2 separate regions of the Homo sapiens genome follow, and region 2 is linked to region 1. Evidence: chromatin contacts called from ENCODE Hi-C or POLR2A ChIA-PET data. All regions are on one chromosome and are shown on one strand. The core of a region is the stretch at or near the end of the contact, and the rest is flanking DNA. Distances in the headings are between cores, read along the strand shown. Region 1 holds the start of CDKN2B (cyclin dependent kinase inhibitor 2B). Region 2 has its middle 200 kb from the start of CDKN2B.

Region 1 (4,386 bases), core at 1,258-3,757:
ATTGTGTTTCACCCTAGAGACAGCTGGGTTTCAAGGAGAGGTAAAATGTTTCATAATCTCACTCTATTGTCCAAGACAAATGTGCTATTGTATTACATGTGAAATGTCATCTTTGAAGTCTGGTAAGGGTGTGCTGTGAGGTGAGCCATCTGGAAAACACAGTGTAGACTGAAAAATAATTATAAGCCAGTTTATTACTTTTTTCCAGTTAAGCCTACCATGACAGCTGCTAAAAAAAACACTATGTAGTATAAAGGGTAAAAAGACTCTGAAGTCGCAAAAGTTATACCCACCTCCAACAATGATTAGCTAGTATACAAGTCACTCAAATTCTCTGATCCTTTTGGCTTGTCTGTAAAATTGAAATATGGACACATGCCACAGAGGAGTTTTATGAGTATTAAATGAAACAACAGCTGTAAAGCACTTCGTACAGAGTACACAATAAGTTTGATTTCTCTTCTCGTCTTCTAAATATAGACTATATAATATTCTTTATACAGAGAATATTAGATAAAATCCAATCATATTTGAAAACCAGGTTGAGCAGGTTGGTTTTTCAAAGAAATTCATTGAGCTTCCATAATGTCCTTTCTATTTGACGGGAGAAAAGGGGCTTTGGAAGATCAAGTGTGAAGCTTTAGAATTCTGTCTGGAGCTGGTTAGGACCACCCAGGCCTGAGTATAAGCAAAGCGCTGTCCGTGGTGCTAGTAAGCGCGAATGCCCCCGGCAACGTTTTCCCTACCCAAAGTTGTTTTTCATTCAGTCAACTTGCTTCGCGAAGCTCACACATCTGCCTCGTGCAAGATTCTCAGTCATTTTACTTAGTCATTGGTTCTTTCCCTATCACCATTCTTTATGTCCCCCTCAAAGAAAAACATTATCTTCCATTTCCTTATCAACTCCAAACAGCTTTCATTTTTCTGACATATTTACTACCTAAGAAAATGGCTCAAGAATTGGGTCAGACTATCTTGTCCTAACTTTTCTGATAAGTTTCAGAGAAACTCAAAGGTCAAAACAAGAGCATAAGAGTAAAAGGTAGAGAAATTAAGAAACTGAAGACTAGGAAATGGGGGTTGGATGGGAAAGAAAAAGAAATTGTTATTAATGCTACCCGGTTCCCTTCCCTGTCCAGGTGGATTTCAGCTCTGTTGAGGCTCTGTCAGTAGATTTTCAGCCCTAACCAGCACTTCCATGGTGGTGGCACTTCCACTGCCTTTAAAAGAAAGAGCTTTTTTTAATTCTACAGGGATTTGGGGGATGAGGAGTCAGAGCTAAGGTATCCTAAAAAAAACATGTGAAGACTCTCATTTTGCAATACACAAGCAATTGCCCTCCTGTTAAGACTTTGTCTTCCTCAGCACTCCGAACCAAAATGATTCTGTAAACAAAAATTGTTCACTTTTAGGAGAGGTCCACTTATGCAGTTCCTCACCAAAGTTTTTAGGCAACAAATCCATAACTTGCGGTTCTCTTCCTATCCAATGTAGCATCCGCTGAAATGTTTTAAATATTTTAAGTAATAAATGTTGATTCAAACTCACCTAGGAAGATTAGGAAGGGGAAAAAAAGCACTTGGCATTTAAATCTTCAGAAGAGAATTTAATGACAGGTTCAGCCTGTTTAATGACAAGCCCAGCACCACACCCCTCTCTTATGATGTTTCATTATTACTGCATAAATTTCCTTTATTACTCATGATAAATAAAAATAAGATACCTGACAAAGTGGGTTTAAATAGGTAAGAGTGCAAACAAAGATTTACTGTACAAATATGATGAAACTGGGATCTCAGATTCTTAAAGTATAATTTTTTTTTGTCTTATGTGTGCCAGGTTGCCACTCTCAATCTCGAACTAGTTTTTTTCTCTTTTAAGGGTTGTATCCATAATGCAAAAATGGAAAGAATTAAAAAGCACACGCAAAACATGATTCTCGGGATTTTTCTCTATTTTTATGGTTGACTAATTCAAACAGAAAGACACATCCAAGAGAAAATTGCTAAGTTTGATACAAGTTATGAAACTTGTGAAGCCCAAGTACTGCCTGGGGATGAATTTAACTTGTATGACAGGTGCAGAGCTGTCGCTTTCAGACATCTTAAGAAACACGGAGTTATTTTGAATGACTTTCTCTCGGTCACAAGGGAGCCACCAACGTCTCCACAGTGAAACCAACTGGCTGGCTGAAGGAACAGAAATCCTCTGCTCCGCCTACTGGGGATTAGGAGCTGAGGGCAGTGGTGAACATTCCCAAAATATTAGCCTTGGCTTTACTGGACATCCAGCGAGCAGTGCAGCCAGCATTCCTGGCGGCTCCCTGGCCCAGTCTCTGGCGCATGCGTCCTAGCATCTTTGGGCAGGCTTCCCCGCCCTCGTGACGCGTCGGCCCGGGCCTGGCCTCCCGGCGATCACAGCGGACAGGGGGCGGAGCCTAAGGGGGTGGGGAGACGCCGGCCCCTTGGCCCAGCTGAAAACGGAATTCTTTGCCGGCTGGCTCCCCACTCTGCCAGAGCGAGGCGGGGCAGTGAGGACTCCGCGACGCGTCCGCACCCTGCGGCCAGAGCGGCTTTGAGCTCGGCTGCGTCCGCGCTAGGCGCTTTTTCCCAGAAGCAATCCAGGCGCGCCCGCTGGTTCTTGAGCGCCAGGAAAAGCCCGGAGCTAACGACCGGCCGCTCGGCCACTGCACGGGGCCCCAAGCCGCAGAAGGACGACGGGAGGGTAATGAAGCTGAGCCCAGGTCTCCTAGGAAGGAGAGAGTGCGCCGGAGCAGCGTGGGAAAGAAGGGAAGAGTGTCGTTAAGTTTACGGCCAACGGTGGATTATCCGGGCCGCTGCGCGTCTGGGGGCTGCGGAATGCGCGAGGAGAACAAGGGCATGCCCAGTGGGGGCGGCAGCGATGAGGGTCTGGCCAGCGCCGCGGCGCGGGGACTAGTGGAGAAGGTGCGACAGCTCCTGGAAGCCGGCGCGGATCCCAACGGAGTCAACCGTTTCGGGAGGCGCGCGATCCAGGTAGCTGGGGCCCCAGGGCCTCGCCGGCAGGGGGCGCGCGAACGCGGGGCGCGGCCTCGGCGGATCGGGGCTGGAACCTAGATCGCCGATGTAGATTTGTACAGGAGTCTCCGTTGGCCGGAGGTGTGCATTCCACGCGTAAAACAGGCTTTTACCCAGCAAAAATCCTAAAGAGAGACATTGAAAAACCCACTGTTTAAGCTTTTTTTAGTGGTTTTTGTTCTGCCATCTCATGATCAGAGATGCAAGGAATAGACTGAATTGGGGAGAAAAGGAGAAAAGGAAAGCTTATTTAGGGAAGAAGATTATCTTGTCTGTCTGCTTTCAACGATAAAGATAAGTAAAGTATAAGTTACGCATTCTAGATTGGATTTAAGGAATTCTACAAAATCATAGTACATGGAAAAAATCAATGTAAACTTCTAAGCTACTATATGAAATCTGTTGTATTGTTTTCTCATAGAGGTTAATTGAGAATGAGACGGGATTCCTCAACCACAGTACTTAGTTCCTTTTATGTTAGCAGTGTCTTATGAGTGATGCATAAGAGAAAAAATATATAGTTCTATAGGTTTCTCATTCTTTAATTATCATACTCAGTGCCCAGATTACAAAAATATTCCTGCAGCAACTGTTAGGTCCTTTTTGAATGGCAAAGGATCTTCATAAATAATGCATCTTTATCTTCATTGTTAAAATACACTTATTCAATGTTTAAGTACGAATCCTGCTTTAATTAGTACTGATATTTTTTATTTCTTTTACAATCTCGGACAACTCTTTTGTACTTTACCGTTGGCTAGTGGTCATATTCAGTACTCACCTCACTATCACCCTCTAAAACTAAGCTAATATTAAGGGATCTTGTTAATAGTATAGATTTTAAAGAAGTGTTCATTTCTTTTGAATTCTTAGAATAATGGTATAACAAATGAGGGATTTTTAAAGGAGCAAAAATATTGTAAAGTGCATCTTAAAAACTTAAAATTTTATTAATAATTATAAAAACAAGTTATATATGTAATTCACCATTTTCTGAAATACTAACAGCAGCTATTTTCCCCTTTTTTTCTATGTAAAATATCCTTACATCACTAGTAGATATAACTTATCACGGTTTTTAAGAGATGAAATGAACATTTCTAATATTAATGAAACAAGCCAACAAAACATGAGAAGTATACTGCCTTTCAATTAAATGGTATATTTTAAAGTGCATAAACCCATAACAAATAACTCGATTTTAGACATTTAGTTACCAAAAATTGTCTTATAATTGACTTTAAATATGACAGCAAATGTTTTCATAATGTTCATGTACACAAATGGCTGCTACAGGATTACTCCTGCAAAACATCATTTTTTCTAAGTT
Region 2 (4,386 bases), core at 1,388-3,887, 200 kb before region 1:
TGGTACAATCACAGAAGATCAACCAGAGGTAGAATAATTATTGTTAATCTAATTCATATGGGTGTATATGCTGGTTAGTAGTGTTCTTCAAGAAATTTTTCTGGCTTTCCAGTTTCCTGGTACATAGTAGGACTGCATTTCCCTACCTCGCTGATATTAGATGTGAATTCATTGCTTTCGCCAAAAAAAAAAAAAAAAAAAAAAAGTGGATAGAAGTAAAATGTGTCACTTCCAGGCAGAAGCTCTAAGAGGCAGTGTGTTATTTGCTACATCTTTTGTTACGGTTATCATGGAAACACAGGTTGAGATGACTGTAATAAGCAAAGCCCTATGTCAGTCTTTGTTAGACATATATGTGAGAAAGAAATAAGTGATTGTTGGATTAAGCCATTGAGACAGTGAGGTTTTTCCTACTGAAACACAATCCAGTCTATGCTTCCTGTTGTAGTATTCAACCCAATATTTAAAAGTATTTATTTTAAATTGAGGCACCACATTTTTGGAATCAAGATTCACTGACAAGCTAATTAATACATACTTGGAAGTTGACTTGATATTTATATATCTAGAAAAAAAGGGAATTAGAGAGTGTTATAAATGGAAAAGCATGATGAACAATTACTGCAATGTAATAGAGCATTTTCTCTGGCGATTGCATTAGACCTACTTGCCAAGCACCATAGCTCATTCACTGATTCATTTACTTCTTCATTCACTCCACAGATATTTATCAAATGCTGATTATATGACAAGACCTACACTGGATCCTTGGGATACAACCATAAGATAATTGTGACAGTCCCAATCCTTACAAAGGTACCATCTTAGTCTCTTTATTCCTATTTTTTAGATCCTGTGATGATTGCATACTTTCTGCCAATGCATGTTCTTTTTCCATAACTGCTTAGACTACCACTTTTCTTAGTTTTGTTCTTGTTCTAAATATATGTTTTAGATCAATCCCTCTCAAATGATTAGGTTTTCCCCTAATTTATCACAGAATGACACTTTTGTAAAATACCAAAAACAATTACTAGAAAAATATATTGTGCAATTGGATATGAAAGCAATAAGCTATAAGCTATAAAAGCTATAAAAGTTTCTAAATGGTTACTCACGAGTTCTATATTTATTTTTTTCCAGACAGGCAAAAAGTTCATAGACCATCATTTGTCTATGGACCACACTTTGAACACAACTGCTCTGGACAAGCAGGTAGATCTTAAACAAACTATATTTTTTGTTTTCTTTTATGAAACCATCTGCCTCTTAATCACTAAAATTGTGAAGTTTTACACAGTGGATAATTTCTTCAGGGTGGTGTCCCATTGCCCATTCAGCTCACTACATGTATTATTTAGTTAATATTTTTAAATCAATTAATATTTCATATGAATACATTTTTAATATCTACTCCATATAAATGGAAACCAATTTCACTTGCCAGAAATAAAACATAATAAAATGTAACTCTAAAAAGGAGTGTTATGAAGGGAGATGTTGCCTGCCCTGAGAAGAGCTAACATTTCACTAACACCACACTGAAACTTCCTGCTTGACATACTCAGAAAACTGAAAGGGAATTAAAAAGAGAGAATTTTCTCATTATGTGTTTTAATGCCATTTAATGCCTAATTCATGATCCACCTAACATCATTTCAAGGACCAAACAGTAGTCACTCTTTATTTTTTAAAAATAATTTAACTCTCCCATTTTGAAGATTAACTTGAAATTGTCCTCTATGAATACGTCTGTTGACAGTCACAAATCAGTCAGTCATATCATATGGATAACTATAATTGAACAGGGGTGTTAAATACCACCATTTCTTTTCTTAAATCTCTGTCTTATGGACTACTGATGCTGTAGACCACAAACTCGCTTCAGTTTCTGAAAGTAGTATGTTCGCCAGATCTAAATGGTCTCTATGGAATTTTTTTTGAGCCCTAGTACAGCGTCTGGCATATACTAAATACCCAACAAACTTGTATTTCTTCCTTCTTCCATTAACAATCAGCTCCTTTTCCTGATGAGATAGGAAAATATGTATTAATTACTGGAATTCCCTCTTAGGCTCTCTTGTTGTTACAAAGAAAAAGACTGTCAATTTTCACCCACTTCTTTTTTTTACCATTACAAATATTTAATCATAACCCACAATTACAGTATTAGTTATATTACCTAACAGGCCTCAAAAGGTTTGGCTTGGTCTTTGTGTTTTCATAAATGTCCACAACTCTATCCAGCTTACTGCATTGATTTGACATTAGGGAGCAGACTCCAAGGACAGAAGAAGACTCATTTAGCCAGTTGTTTATTCCCCATGAATTGCCTCAGCTAAACACCAGACCAGAGCTTCTGTGTGCACTAGGTCAAGCCATGAATATGCACAGGTCAAATAATTAAACTTGTATAATATTCCCAGAGATGTGAACATGAGAGGAATATTTATCACAATGGAAAGATCCTGCCGCAGATATTTCTTACCTAATGTTGAACTTTTATCAAAGAATTTTTTTTTCAACTAGCTGTTTCAAAAAAAAAAAAAAAGGCTAAACATACAGTGTCTCCTCTCCCCCTTCAGGATACAAACCACAGAATTCCGATGACTCACCCAAAAATAGCTTATGAATATGCCACAGGCGGAAGGGCATGCTGTTTAGTTCTTTAAAACTTCCTGCCAAACTGAAGAAACTGAACATACACAGATATTTGGGGACTAACTCTGAGGAATAATGAGAATTTAATCCCTTGTAGTCTTCAGGGTTAGCAACAGCTTGCCTGACATGTCCGGTTACATCCTGTTTGCTACACATGTGACTCCTCAAAAAAATAATAATATAATATTAATAGCACAATGTTTCATTGTTAAGATTGCTGTCACTGTGCTAATGGCTCCCCAGTATTTGCAGCCATAAGTAGACTAAGTCACTTCTTGGATGAATTCTAAATGAAAGGTTTTATGAAACAAACATATTGCCATTATGACTCTAAAATAAAAAGCCAGGATTCAATGTAAAGAATTTGACGGCAGCATAAGCCCCTAAAAAGGAAAGACAGTAAAGCATAGTGATTGAAATCTTGGCGGTGATTCCCAGTTCTTACACCGATTATGTCACCTTTAGCAGTTACTTGAACTCTCTAAGTTCTAATTTTCCCATATGTAACATAAGGATGATAATAATTCTATCTATGTCTAGGGTTCTTGTGAGGACTAAATAAAGGCATGTAAGCATACAAGGAATACTGCTCAGAAAATAAATTATCCCATGCATTCTCCTTCTCATAAATGAATCTGAAAACCAAAACCATTAGGTGACCTAAGAAAGATCACACACCTCATCAGTGCAGTGCCAAGACGGGTCAGTATAATGCTGTGGTTAAAAACATGGGCTCTGGAACAAGTCCATCCCGAGTTTAAATCTCAGTTTTTCTACTTGCTAGCTGTATAAACTTGGGCAAGTCACTTAACTTTTCTGTCTCTCAATTTTCTCATCTACAAAAGTCAAATAATAATAGTACTTCTCTCACCAGGTTATTATGACAACTTAAAAACGTAATACATGCAACTGCCACATAACAATCAAAAAAATACGATCGATTACACTAACATTGGGAATATCTGGTTCTTCCAAAAGCAAAGGTTAATGTAAAATATATGTCAACAATGCCAGACTTTTTAAACTTTATCTATAAAAACAGCCCTCACTTAAAAATAAACAACTTAAAAATTGGATATAGTTTAATAGTGACCAGAATATTTGCAGATGTCTTCTCAGATGAAGGTACACGTCTTCAATCATGGCTATGTGTCGTATTTTTCTTTTCCTATGAGGGAAAGATAGAAGACAAGCCATTCAAAAACATTTCAAACAACAACCCCAATTGCTGAAAAGTCACTTTGCAGTTTGAAAAGAATACTAACATTCAGCTGCTCTTGACATTTACAAGGAAATGTAAAGCAATGGAAAGGGCACCACACTCCCCTTTCCAGTTCAGGTTCTGCCACTTGGCCAGTCATAATGAAATTACTTGACCTCTGAGTCACCATCTACAAAATAGGGCATTTAACGATGTCTGCCTTATTACAGTTACTACACAGAACAAGTGTGTGCCATGTTTCATGAAATTTAAGATATTGTATTCATGTTGAAGACATAATATTATGCTATTTTAACTAATATATTCAAAACTATTCTGAAACAGTTAAAGGTCAGAAAACTACTTTTGTTCTTTGCTTATTACATATTCACAGGACATAGAGACTCTCATCTTAAGAAATAGTGAAGAAAAGAAACAGGAGAAAATCTTCAAATCCCAGAGGAAAAAAATTGTTTTAAACTTATCACCCTTGACAGGTGATAAAGAGGCATGCAAGACTACAC

The links. A loop is a pair of places that touch in the nucleus more often than their neighbours do. ChIA-PET counts read pairs that join two places held with the same protein, here RNA polymerase II (POLR2A). Pooled maps may share reads with other maps.
Region 2: a loop to region 1 is called in a map of endothelial cell of umbilical vein, with 3 times the contacts of the local background. The contact joins the enhancer-like site here to the promoter of CDKN2B in region 1. A Hi-C loop is called at or near these places in 4 of 168 maps with a recorded cell type or tissue (HCT116, PC-9, chondrocyte and 1 more) and 5 of 50 pooled maps. POLR2A ChIA-PET finds 5 or more read pairs at or near these places in 6 of 52 experiments (AG04450, Caco-2, HCT116 and 3 more).

Annotation. Positions count from the first base shown.
Region 1 is chr9:22,007,426-22,011,811 of GRCh38, reverse strand. CDKN2B (cyclin dependent kinase inhibitor 2B) reads left to right here and starts at 2,507. Exons shown (of 2, transcript NM_004936.4): 1 at 2,507-3,014. The coding sequence starts at 2,859. The region is part of intron 1 of CDKN2B-AS1 (CDKN2B and CDKN2A antisense cis and trans regulatory RNA 1); the gene reads right to left. RefSeq lists silencers at 548-842, 2,966-3,165.
Region 2 is chr9:22,210,107-22,214,492 of GRCh38, reverse strand. No RefSeq gene overlaps it. Among named protein-coding and RNA genes, the nearest start is that of CDKN2B, 200 kb to the right of the region's middle. Within about 2 kb of position 2,637, at least 5 of the 41 ENCODE cell types and tissues checked have a DNase peak (open chromatin) inside an H3K27ac peak, as active enhancers do; they include HCT116, PC-3, PC-9 and 1 more, where a contact is called at or near this core.